2 separate regions of the Mus musculus genome follow, and region 1 is linked to region 2. A link is a loop called in an ENCODE intact Hi-C map of the cell type or tissue named here. Cell type or tissue: gastrocnemius. All regions are shown on one strand. Links, peaks and the distances in the headings refer to the core of each region. The heading gives the core; the rest is flanking DNA. Region 1 holds the start of Chmp1a (charged multivesicular body protein 1A). Region 2 holds the start of Rpl13 (ribosomal protein L13).

What was found. A loop is a pair of places that touch in the nucleus more often than their neighbours do. Peaks named below come from ENCODE experiments on the same cell type or tissue, not always from the same donor. Only the 100,000 strongest peaks of a DNase experiment are listed, where the experiment ranks them.
Region 1: a loop joins it to region 2, with 3 times the contacts of the local background. A loop is called at or near these places in 22 of 42 quality-filtered maps.

Annotation. Positions count from the first base shown.
Region 1 is chr8:123,210,121-123,215,449 of GRCm38, reverse strand. Chmp1a (charged multivesicular body protein 1A) reads left to right here and starts at 2,662. Exons shown (of 7, transcript NM_145606.3): 1 at 2,662-2,784; 2 at 5,215-5,234. The coding sequence starts at 2,778. Spata33 (spermatogenesis associated 33) reads right to left here and starts at 2,592. Exons shown (of 3, transcript NM_177279.4): 1 at 2,453-2,592; 2 at 2,213-2,362. The coding sequence starts at 2,489. In gastrocnemius, for the core only: a CTCF peak has its summit at 2,447 (motif pointing right); a DNase peak (open chromatin) is centred at 2,599; H3K4me3 peaks cover 2,191 bases; H3K27ac peaks cover 1,990 bases.
Region 2 is chr8:123,098,996-123,104,365 of GRCm38, reverse strand. Rpl13 (ribosomal protein L13) reads right to left here and starts at 2,016. Exons shown (of 6, transcript NM_016738.5): 1 at 1,921-2,016; 2 at 1,604-1,713; 3 at 1,380-1,521; 4 at 1,010-1,183; 5 at 412-468. The coding sequence starts at 1,707. It overlaps Snord68 (small nucleolar RNA, C/D box 68), which reads right to left and starts at 1,308; the gene lies at 1,261-1,308. In gastrocnemius, for the core only: a CTCF peak has its summit at 2,909 (motif pointing right); a DNase peak (open chromatin) is centred at 2,009; H3K4me3 peaks cover 2,469 bases; H3K27ac peaks cover 2,480 bases.

The DNA of each region.
Region 1 (5,329 bases), core at 330-5,329, 110 kb before region 2:
TGGACAACCATGGGTTAGTTTGTGGGGGATGTATGTATGTATGTATATCACGTATGTATGTATGTATGTATGTATATCATGTGCATATCTGGTGCCCACAGAGGTCAGAAGATGGCACTGATTCCCCTGGAACTGGAATTACAAATGCCTGTGAGCCACCAAATAGATCCTGAGAACGTTAGCCAGGTTCTCTGTAAGAGTAGCAAGTGTTCTTAACTGCTGAGTCAACTCTCCAGGGCATCACATAGCCCGGGCTGGACTTGAACATGCCATGTAATGACAGCTTCCTCTGAACTCACGCTCCTCCTGCCTCAGGTGTTAAGATTCCAGGCATGTGCTACCATGTCTGCTTTATGGGGCGCTGGTGAAGGAACCCACACCTTTGTGCTTCTTGTATGGTAGACACTCTCCCTAGGGCTTTGAAAACACAGGGTCTCACAATGTTGCCCAAGTTGGGCTCACATGATCCTCCTGCCTCAGTCTCCTGAGTAGCTGGCACTATAACTCCATGCCTAGCCTGTGCGGTTTTAGAATCCTTTCCAAATGAACGTGGGCCCAGCACCTGGGGAGTTGCAGTAAAGGGACTGTGAGTTCAAGGCCTTCCTAGAAAGGAGGTCATAACATACACGGACATTTACACCTGGCTTCCTCAGACCTCATGCTCTGAGGCTCCCTCCAGGGTCGCATGTGTCAGTGGCTTTGTTCCTGTGACTGCTGAGCCTGCTCCATCATCTTTTCTTGACACCAGACTCACTTGGTTTTCTCTTCATGTCCACCTGCATTTCCTCCAGATGTTGACGCTGTATGACAGGTGTCACCGGTGGCCTTCAAATGGGGAGTTCCTCGCTGGCAAAGGCCTTGTCTACCCTGATGCCTTACAAACTTGTAGAGCTGGAGCCATCTTAGAGAGGCTGGGCAGATGAAGCCTATCTCAGAAAGGCTTCCTTGCCAATAGCAAGCAAGGCCCCACATCTCTTAAGGGTCAGCATGGTCTGTGTGCCTGTGAGGCTGCAGCCTTCCAGATCCCTTGGCACTGTGAAGGAAGACATTCCTGAGGTTGAAAGCGACACAATGGAGCACAGAGTCCTCGATGCCGATGCCAGGCATGGTGGTGGTGGTCGCCATCTCTGACCCATCTTTGGTGAGACATCAAACCACAGGGTGACAAAATCTTGTTTAGTTGGCTTTTCTGTCATCAGCTAAAAGCGCCCTGATCGACAGATATCACATCACAAGCCTCCCTAGGTCTGCAGCCTCTGTGTAGCCTTCTAGCCTCAGATGAGGGGCCCCTAAGCTTCAAGGTCAGACCTCAGAAATCCAGTCCCAGCACCTGGATTTCAAACTGCCTCCCCAAGACCCATGGGTGCCTCAACCTCTTTCTCAAATGAGAGGAGGGTCTGTGCTTTCTACCTCCAATCCTTCTCAACTGTCCTCGGCTACTGCGCCTCTGGCTTCCACCAGATTCCGGCAGTGAGCCTGGGGTAGGTCCTCCTAGGGCTCTGTTTTTCATACAGGCCTCCATTCTGGAACCAGAAAGACAAAGCATCCAATTCCTAATGCCTTCCTTGTTTTAAACCTGCAACAGTTCTATTTCTGACAATGGGGGGGGGGGGGGTGTCACAGTGTCGGAAGGCTCTGTACGTTTCCTTCTGTGTGGCCATACCAAGCTACTATAAAAGGTAGAAACAGGCCAAACGTCTGCCTCGGGGAAAAGTGGAATTCGCAGCAGTTTCTGGTGTCTGCCAAATGCTGGGTGTGAAAAGAAACACTTTTGTCCCACTCACGGTCCTTTCTACCTTGAGACGCCCTCCCATCTTTGTGGCCAGGCTGAGGGACACCAAGCCCTCTCCGCTCAGGAGTCAGTCACACAGCAGCCTGGCCAATCACCCGAGGAGAATTCTGCTCCAAGCTGTAACATGTTGAAGGGATCACTGTGGGACCAGAGAGCACCCTACTAACCCTCTTTGGGGAACACTTTATGGATCGCTCAAGTTTCGTCTCAATTTCTTTTTTCCTTCTGAAACAGGGTCTCCAGATATACAAGATGCCCTTGAAATCCCTGTTATAGCCTAGCCTAGAGCCAAGGGCAGTGCTCTCGCTCACCTTCCCTGCACCGAGAACCCTGTAATATTTACCTCCCGGGTCATCATCCTTAGAAAGAGGTCCCATCCCTGCTGCCTTGCCGCGGCCGGTCTCCTCTGGATCTCCCTACCTTCAGACGAAGACGACGGCCTTGAGTGCTTGGATGTCGCGAACAACAGGCTTTCGGCAGGCTGCGACTCCTTGTCAGACTGCTTGGCCTCCTTCTCCATTACTTTCTCCTTAGACTTTGTAACTAAAGTGGTAGTGCTCTTCTCCTCCTCTGAAACACACGGACGGACAAGCCGTTAGACCTACAGCCCGCGGACGCCCGCACGGAGGGCGGGCCTCGCCGCCAGGCGGCGCCCTTTACCTTTCTTCTCTCTGGGTTTGCTTTTCGACTGGCCCATAGGTGACCCCGCCGCTCCAGCCGGGCGGCCTCGGGGCCGGTTAACCCGACCGACTCACAAAACCCACACTAGGCTCCGGGAGCTCATTACCATGGCAACCGCGTGCCGCGCGAGCCGTGCCTGAGCCCCGCCCAGGCCCCGCCCAAGCCCCGCCCCGGAGCTATCTTCTCGCGACAGCCGGCCGCGCGACCGGAAGCGGTGGCGACCCCGGAAGCCCTCGCGGAGACAGCGGGTCCGTAACATCGCGTCCCCTGCGCCGCCCCGAGGGCTGTGCTAGCCCGACCGGCCATGGACGGTAAGGGGCTGTCATCCACTTCGGGGTCGGAGCGGGAGTCTGCGGACGTCTCGCCTCAGCCCCATAACCCAGCCGGACCCGCCCCGGGCTTCAGCCCCAGACTCTATCCCCCCGGGCCTGGGACCCATAGTCTATACCCTGTATTCGGACCGGGACCCGCCCCCAGCTCACTGGGCTCGAGACCTCCGACTAGGACCTGCCCTGGGGCCTGCAGCCCGTGTAGCCACCAGGACCCGACCCGGTGCCTGAACCCTGACATCCTAGCTGAAACCCTCTCCTGGGCCTCGATCGCACAACCCAGCAGAAGCCAGCTCCCGATTCTTGATTCCAGACCCCCAGCCAGCTCTTACCCCTGGGTCTTGTTTCTTTACCAGATCTCCCCAGGCCTGCACCCCACGCCCGGGATCCAAACCCTGAATCTTGTCCAAATGATCCTACACCCGACCCCCGATCCAGGCCACTTCCACTAGCCACTCTCCCTGTTTGTTTTGTTTCTGTTTGGGGACAACGGAGTGTGGTCAGAAGGCACCAGAAAAGTACCCAGAGAAATAGTAATTAAGATACAAAGGAGTTCAAGTGCCAAACAGTAGGATTTTGGGTTCCCTCCTAGTAGGAGGGCCCGGTTAACCTTAGGTTAACAGGTTGGAAGGGAACCACCCGTAGCAGTATGAGTCACGAGTCACTTCGACCTGCCGTGGCTCCAACCTCTAGACTCCCAAGGAACTCATAATAGGTTTTATGGGCTAGTATCATAGAGTTTTTGTTTGTATGAGACTGCTTCTCTATGTAGCCTTGGCTGGCCTAGAACTTACTGTATACACCAAGCTGCCCTTGAACTCAGAGATCTGCCTACTTCTGCCTCCCCACTGCTGGGATTAAAGGTCTGTGCCACCGCCTAGGGCTGTAATGGAGGTTTTGTTTTGTTTTTAAACTGCTTTCTGAAATGTAGAAAGCTAAAGTACTGTGTCATTGTTGTAGAAGACGTAAGAATCCTAGACTGAGCCAGGCGTGGTAGCGTACGCCTTTAATCCAGCCTGGTCTACAAAGTGAGTTCCAGGATAGCCAGGGCTATACAGAGAAACCCTGTCTCGAAAAACAAAACAAAAACAAACAAGCAAAAAAGAATCCTAGACTGTCCCTTGGGAAGAAGATGGACCCTTGTCTGACATTACAGTTCACTCTGCAGCTCACAACAGGGTTCTCCCGATTTTCAGAGTCCAGTCCCTCTAGAGTCTACATGAAAGTACGGGCTAAAATGGGGGCGATTTGGCCAGTGTCCTAAAACTAGTGAAATGGCTGGACCATACCTAGGTGACACTGTTCCTCCAGTCACTGTGTCATGGTCAGCCTACCCTGAGTGGTGAGAGATGCACAGAGGTGATTGCAGCCCGGCAGGTCTCTGCCAGGCCCTGTCTGCATCCACAGACCCTCAGTGCCCTGAGTCTGGACTGCTAGGGTAAGGCTTTAGAAATTAAGTATGACAGCACTCTGCAGATTCAGGAACGGAGCCAGTTACCGATGCGGTGTGCGGTGGTTCCAACTGTAATGCCAGCCCTCAGGAGGTAGGCAGAAGGGTCAAGAGGTCAAAGTGTCCCCAGCCTCGGCTACTTAGTGAGTCTGAGTGGGAATCCTGTCTCAAAACAGCAAACATAAGAAATTGAATTTGCCTGTCCCAAGTTTTTGTTTCTTTTTTGTTTTTGTTTTTGTTTTTCAAGACAGGGTTTCTCTGTGTAGCCCTGGCTGTCCTGGAACTCACTCTGTAGACCAGGCTGGCCTGAAACGCAGAAATCTGCCTGCCTCTGCCTCCCTAGTGCTGGGATTTAAGGCGTGTGCCATCACCGCCTGTCCCGTTCCAAGTTTTTGAATGAGTAGCTAGTTTGGTTGTTCCTATTTTGGCTTAGTACAGGTGGGAATAGTGTGTGCTGGAGCCTGGTGCTGTGGCTTAGAAATGCCAGCTGTCATGGAGTAGCCTCTTCGGTGACCTCAGGCTTACCCCCACACTAATTCCATCTATTTGCCTTTGGGAAGATAAAGGAAAGGCTATGCAAAACCAACCATGAAGTATTAAGGGTTAAGTTTGGTACTGAAGATAAAGAACGCCACGTGTTTTGTAAAGTTGAATAAATTGTAAGCCACCATCTCCACTCTGACCATGGCCAAAAGCTGCATACGTCACACTGTCTGTCCTTAAAGTAGCCCTTTGAGATTGTCCTATGTTCCTGACAAAGTTAGTGAGGATCCCTGTTGGTTTGGAGGCCTGTGTCTAACATGGCTCTATCTTCCGACTGCACTGTAGGACAGACAGACTTCCAGTCTGGTGTGAGCCAGCCCCTGGCATCTGCAAGGATCCCACTGAGTCCGCTACCTTGTCAGATGCGTTGCTTGTTACGTCTCTTTAAGTTCTCTAAACTGTGTCCTCTGTCTTTGCAGATACCCTGTTCCAGTTGAAGGTTTGTACAAAATCACCCTTCCCCAGTCCTGTCCTGGGACCCAGCAAATGACGATGAGAGTCACAGCGGCAACCAGTGATGCTTGGAACTCAGAC
Region 2 (5,370 bases), core at 229-5,228:
TGATCCCTTCAGAGAAGAACAAAATTACACTCCCAAGCACTCCAAACAAGTAGGGAATGCTAAGTTAGGGACCTGCGCATTTCTAAAAGGAACACAAGCCAGTCCTTTAAAATCTTGGCAGTTAGCCCATGGTGGTAATGAATGAATGCCTGTAAACCCAGCACTTGGGAGGCAGAGGCAGTCAATCTCTGAGTTCAAGGCCAGCCCAAAGCTACAGAGAATCTCTTTCTCTCAAAACAACAAAAAGTGCCCCCCCACCCCAAAGATTGGGAGGTTGTCCCCAAGGTAAGAGAACTTTCTTTCACCAGCCTGAAACCTTCACCAGTCTCTAATTAGTCTGTCACAACACACTTTTTTATCCCTGCCAATCTTGTCTATTACGGAGCTGAGCCTACAGCAGTGTCCACTTACATTCCGGATGGGCATCACAGGTCCTGTCAGCTGGGTGGCCAGCTTAAGTTCTTCAGCCTGTTTTAAGAGTAAGAAAAAGTTGAGTCCAGCTTCCATCTCATGCCTGTTACTTATAGACCCCATTATCACGGGGTCTGCTTTAGTTCCCAAGGATCAGGCTGCCTGGGCCTGCAGCACCTAGCATTTTCCGTCCCGGTGCGCTGGCTGACTACAGCTCCACTGAAGGAACAGAAGAAAGCCATCCTTACCCCACCCTCAGGAAGCCCACACTGACAAGAAACCCACCGATCCTTGTTACAAAACTCTTTACACTTCTGAATACCGAGATACTTTCTGTACCGAGATGCCCCTGAACGTCCTGGTAGGGTGAACGCTCTAGAACAGCATACCAGGCTCCAAGTCAATAGCTCCCAACACTAACAGACACTGGAAAGCCCAGGGACACCATAGTGGCTCCCACTGATCTGCACGCGTCACCGCCGCCCCCAGTACGCTCTAACCTCCCACTGCTGCACTCATGTCAACTCTGCAGAGCTGGATCCAAGAACACAGACTCTATCTACACTGAGCCGGACCTCTGCCGCCCCGCAGGACTTACAGAACTGTCTCCCTTCTTCGGAGCAGAAGGCTTCCTGGGGAACAGGATGAGCTTGGAGCGGTACTCCTTCAGGCGCTGCACGTTGGCCTGCAGTGACTCCGTGGACTTGTTTCGCCTCCTCGGGTCCACAGAGATGCCGATGGTGCGAGCCACTTTCTTGTGGATGCCAGCCACCTGTTCAGAAACAGAAACTGGTCACCCACCTCGCAGTCACCCCACCCCAAGCCGGCCCTGCCGAGAAAACTCGGTGTCATCAGATGGAAAAGGGTTCAAAAGTACTTTCATCAAGTCAGTACAGCGATTCCGGAGAATGTCATCATTCCACCGAGCCCGAGGGACCTGCCAAGGGACCTCGCCCTGCCGCACTCACCCTGAGCTCCTCCAGGCTGAAGCCCCTGCCAGCCCGGACCTTGGTGTGGTATCTCACTGTAGGGCACCTCACGATGGGCCTGATGGGGCCGGACGCGGGGCGAGGGGCGATGCGACGCGCTTTCGCCTGCCGGGCCTTGCGCCTGCAGGAAAAGCACAGCCGTCACCTCCTGCCCCACGCGCGTCCCCGCCCTGGAGCCCACGCGAGCCACGCGCGATCTATACCTGCGGATCTTGCGCGCCGGCTGGTTGAACCAAGTGTCCACTCGCTGCTGCCAATCCTTGTGGAAGTGGGGCTTCAGTATCATGCCATTCCGGCTGGGCGCCATGGCTGCCTAAGGCCGCGAGGGAGAGGAGGGCGGCGAGTCAAGGCCAGGGTCCCCAACCCCGTCCCGGGTCCTCCCGCCCCTGCCCTGGCTCCGTGCTGTCGGCGCCCGGGCTCCTCCATGGCTGTCCGTGCGGCCTCTCTTCGCCGATGACAGCGGATGGAGGGCGATGGAGCCCGATGGACCACGATGGGACCGGCGGCGGCAGAGACTCACCTCCTATACAGGAGAACGGCCGAGCGGAAAGGACCGGGCACCGCAAAGCACCCTGGGCTTGTAGGGAGTCCGGCCAATCTCAAACGCCAATCAAAATCAGGCGAAAGGGAAGTGACGTCACGCGAACCCGCCCGCCGGCGGACCATCGCCTTTCTAGCCGTCGGGTTGGTTATTCTCGCTGGTTCCTAACTTCGCAGTGTGGGTATCTCCGGCGTGCTCAGGGGCGCACCTATGAATTAAACCCCTAAAACTCTTTCTCCCTCCTAGATCCAGTGTTTTTTCCCCGTCCACCCAGGAAAATTTATTATAGATTTGCCTGGAATTTATGTTTCCCCAGAACTGAAGCACGCACCCCCATTCCAGACTTCCCCCCCCACTTTAAGATTTTTATTTATTTTTACTTTATTTGTATGAGTGTCTCCCTGGTTTCATGGCTGTGCGTCGGATCCCCTACTACCGGAGTTCCTGGGTGCTGAGAATTGAACTTCTGAAACAGCAAGCAGCCAGTGATCGTAACTACTGAGTCATTTCTCCAGCCCCAAACTCCCCCATTTACTTAGATAACTCCTTTAGCCCTGACTTAACTCCTCGGGGGGAAATCAGGTGTGACGAAATACAATACTGAATTCCTACCCACAGTAGCAGCGACAACAAAACAGCCAAGGCATACACTGGTCCTACACCTGTATGCCTATAACCTTTTTTCACTCCTCATTCCCAATTACCAGGTTTCTTCCTGATCAAAATTCCACTACAGAAGCTGTAGAAATGGCTCAGTAATTAAGAGGGCTATAAATTTAAAAATCCACATTATACCCGGGCCAGATATCACAGGACCATAATCATAATTCATCTAGAAAATGAGACAGGACAATAGCAATTTCAATGCTTTTTGAGCAACTTAAACCCTCTTTTCTTTTTTTTCTTCTCCTTTTTTTTTAAGATTTATTTTATTTATGTAAGTACACTGTAGCTGTCTTCAGACACACCAGAAGAGGGCATCAGACTCCATTACCGATGGTTGTGAGCCACCATGTAGTTGCTGGGAGTTGAACTCAGGACCTTTGGAAGAGCAGTCCGTGCTCTTAACCGCTGAACCATCTCTCCAGCCCAACCCTCTTTTCAAAATTAAAAAGGAAGGGCTGGCAAGACAGCTTAGAGGGTTGAAGGTACTTGCTGCCATTTTATTCCTGGGACCCACATGGTAGAAGAGAACCAAGCTCTACATGCTGAGCTCATCCATGATATATATATATTTTCTCTGTCTCTCTCTCACACACACACACACAAACACACACACACACATACCACACACGCGTGCGCGCGCGAAAATAATGTCATAATGAAGCAGGCTGAGGATGTAATTCTTGCCTATTGGATGAGAGGCTAAATTCAATCCTCAGTAGGGGGGAGCCATTTTTTTTGAGTGTGGGTGAAAAGGCCAGAAATTGATGTTGAACCATCTTCCCAGCCCAGAGAAAATGTCTGTGGAAGGAATGCCCAGATTCAAGGTGCACTTCTTTGAAACAGTGTTTTCTCAGACCTCTTTTGACATTCCCAAGTATCTGTCTCTTTCTACTCTCAAAGATGACATCCATGTCCACCACCAGCTTTTCGTTCAGGATGGACACGCTGCACCGGCACCTGAGTTCCAGCTCAAGCTGCAGTGCTGCGTGACATTGGTGGGCGTTAGAGCTCTGAAACTGCAACACTGCTTAGAATCAAATTAGGGGAGGGAAGGGAGGTTGTGATCTGAATTGTTCTCTGTTGCACAGGGTGGACACAGAAGGGAACAGTTATGCAAAGATGAGGCTAAGGCGGTTGTTCCTGCTCTAGCTTGAGCGCCAGTTCCTGGTCTCCTGGGCAGAGAACTCTGCAAACACCATTCCACCGGAAAGCTTCCTGGTGCCTGAGGCCGTGCTGTGCACGGGCTTGCATTCCTTTGCATGACTAGACTTAGCAGCTTATGGCTGTGGCCTGCTCTTCATTTTCCGGCAAGCTGCTCCAGGAACCCCTCCCTTCCCTGTGGGTACTTACTGAATTCTGGGTGTTTGGGAGTGTCAGAAAACTCTTGCCTAATCCCTCACCACATCTTTTCTTTTTTTTTTTTTTTTTTTTTTGGTTTTTCGAGACAAGGTTTCTCTGTGTAGCCCTGGCGGTCCTGGCTCACTCTGTAGACCAGACTGGCCTGGAACTCAGAGATCCACCTGCCTCTGCCAGTAATAAACTTTCTTCCATTCATAATCTGGAACTCTTTTAGTCACATAACCTTGATTTTTTGATTTTTAAAGATTATTAACTTAGGGCTGGAGAAATGGCTCAGTGGTTAAAAGCACTGACTGCTCTTCCAGAGGTCTCGGGTTCAATTCCCAGCAACCACATGGTGGCTCACAACCATTTGTAATGGGATCTGATGCCTTTTTCTGGTGTGTCTGAAGACAGCGACAGTGTATGCACACACATTAAAGAAATCTTTTTTGTTTTTTAAAAAAGGATTACTAACTTACTATTTATGTGTGTGAGCCTGCAGGAGTTGTGTGTGCCGAGCTCAGAGGCCAGAAGAGCACTGGATCCCTCACTAAGTGCTCCTTTTTTTTTTTCTTTTTTGTTTTTTCGAGACAGGGTTTCTCTGTGTAGCCCTGGCTGTCCTGGAACCCACTCTGTAGACCAGGCTGGCTTTGAACTCAGAAATCTGCCTGCCTCTGCCTCCAGAGTGCTGGGATTAAAGGTGTGTGCCACCACTGCCTGGCTCTTCACCACTAAGCCACACCTTTTATCAAGTGGCACAGTGTTTCTGGATTTGGTGGTACACACAGCCCAGCACCCAGAAGAGAGAAAGAAGAGGATCACTGCAAGCTTCATGACAGCCAGAGCTCCATAACCAGGACCTGACCATCAAAAAAAAACAAAACAAAAACAAAAAGTAGGGCTAAGAAGACAGTTCAGTGTTTAAGAGCATTTACTTGTTCTTGCAAAGGGCCTGCGTTTGATGACCAACACCAACAAGGTGGTCACAGCCATAGCTGAAGTTCTAGGGGATCCAGTGTTCTCGTCTGACCTCTAAGCATTTGCATAGTCTACCAAGCATATACATGTGATATATATACATACCAAGCATATACGTGTGGTATATATATATACACGCATGAAGGCCAAACATTTATACACAATACTAAAAAAAAAAAATCTGTCAAGCGGTGGTGGCGCACACCTTTAATCCCAGCACTTGGGAGGCAGAGGCAGGCAGATTTTTGAGTTGAGGCCAGCCTGGTCTACAAAGTGAGTTCCAGGACAGCCAGGGCTATACAGAGAAACCCTGTCTTGAAAAACCAAAAAAAAAAAAAAAAAAAAAGAGTTCTTGAAACATTAAATAGTGCTCACAAACATTAAAATTAAACCTAATACTGCTGCTTGACATCTTTTGTTTACTAAGGCTTTGAAATTAAAGTT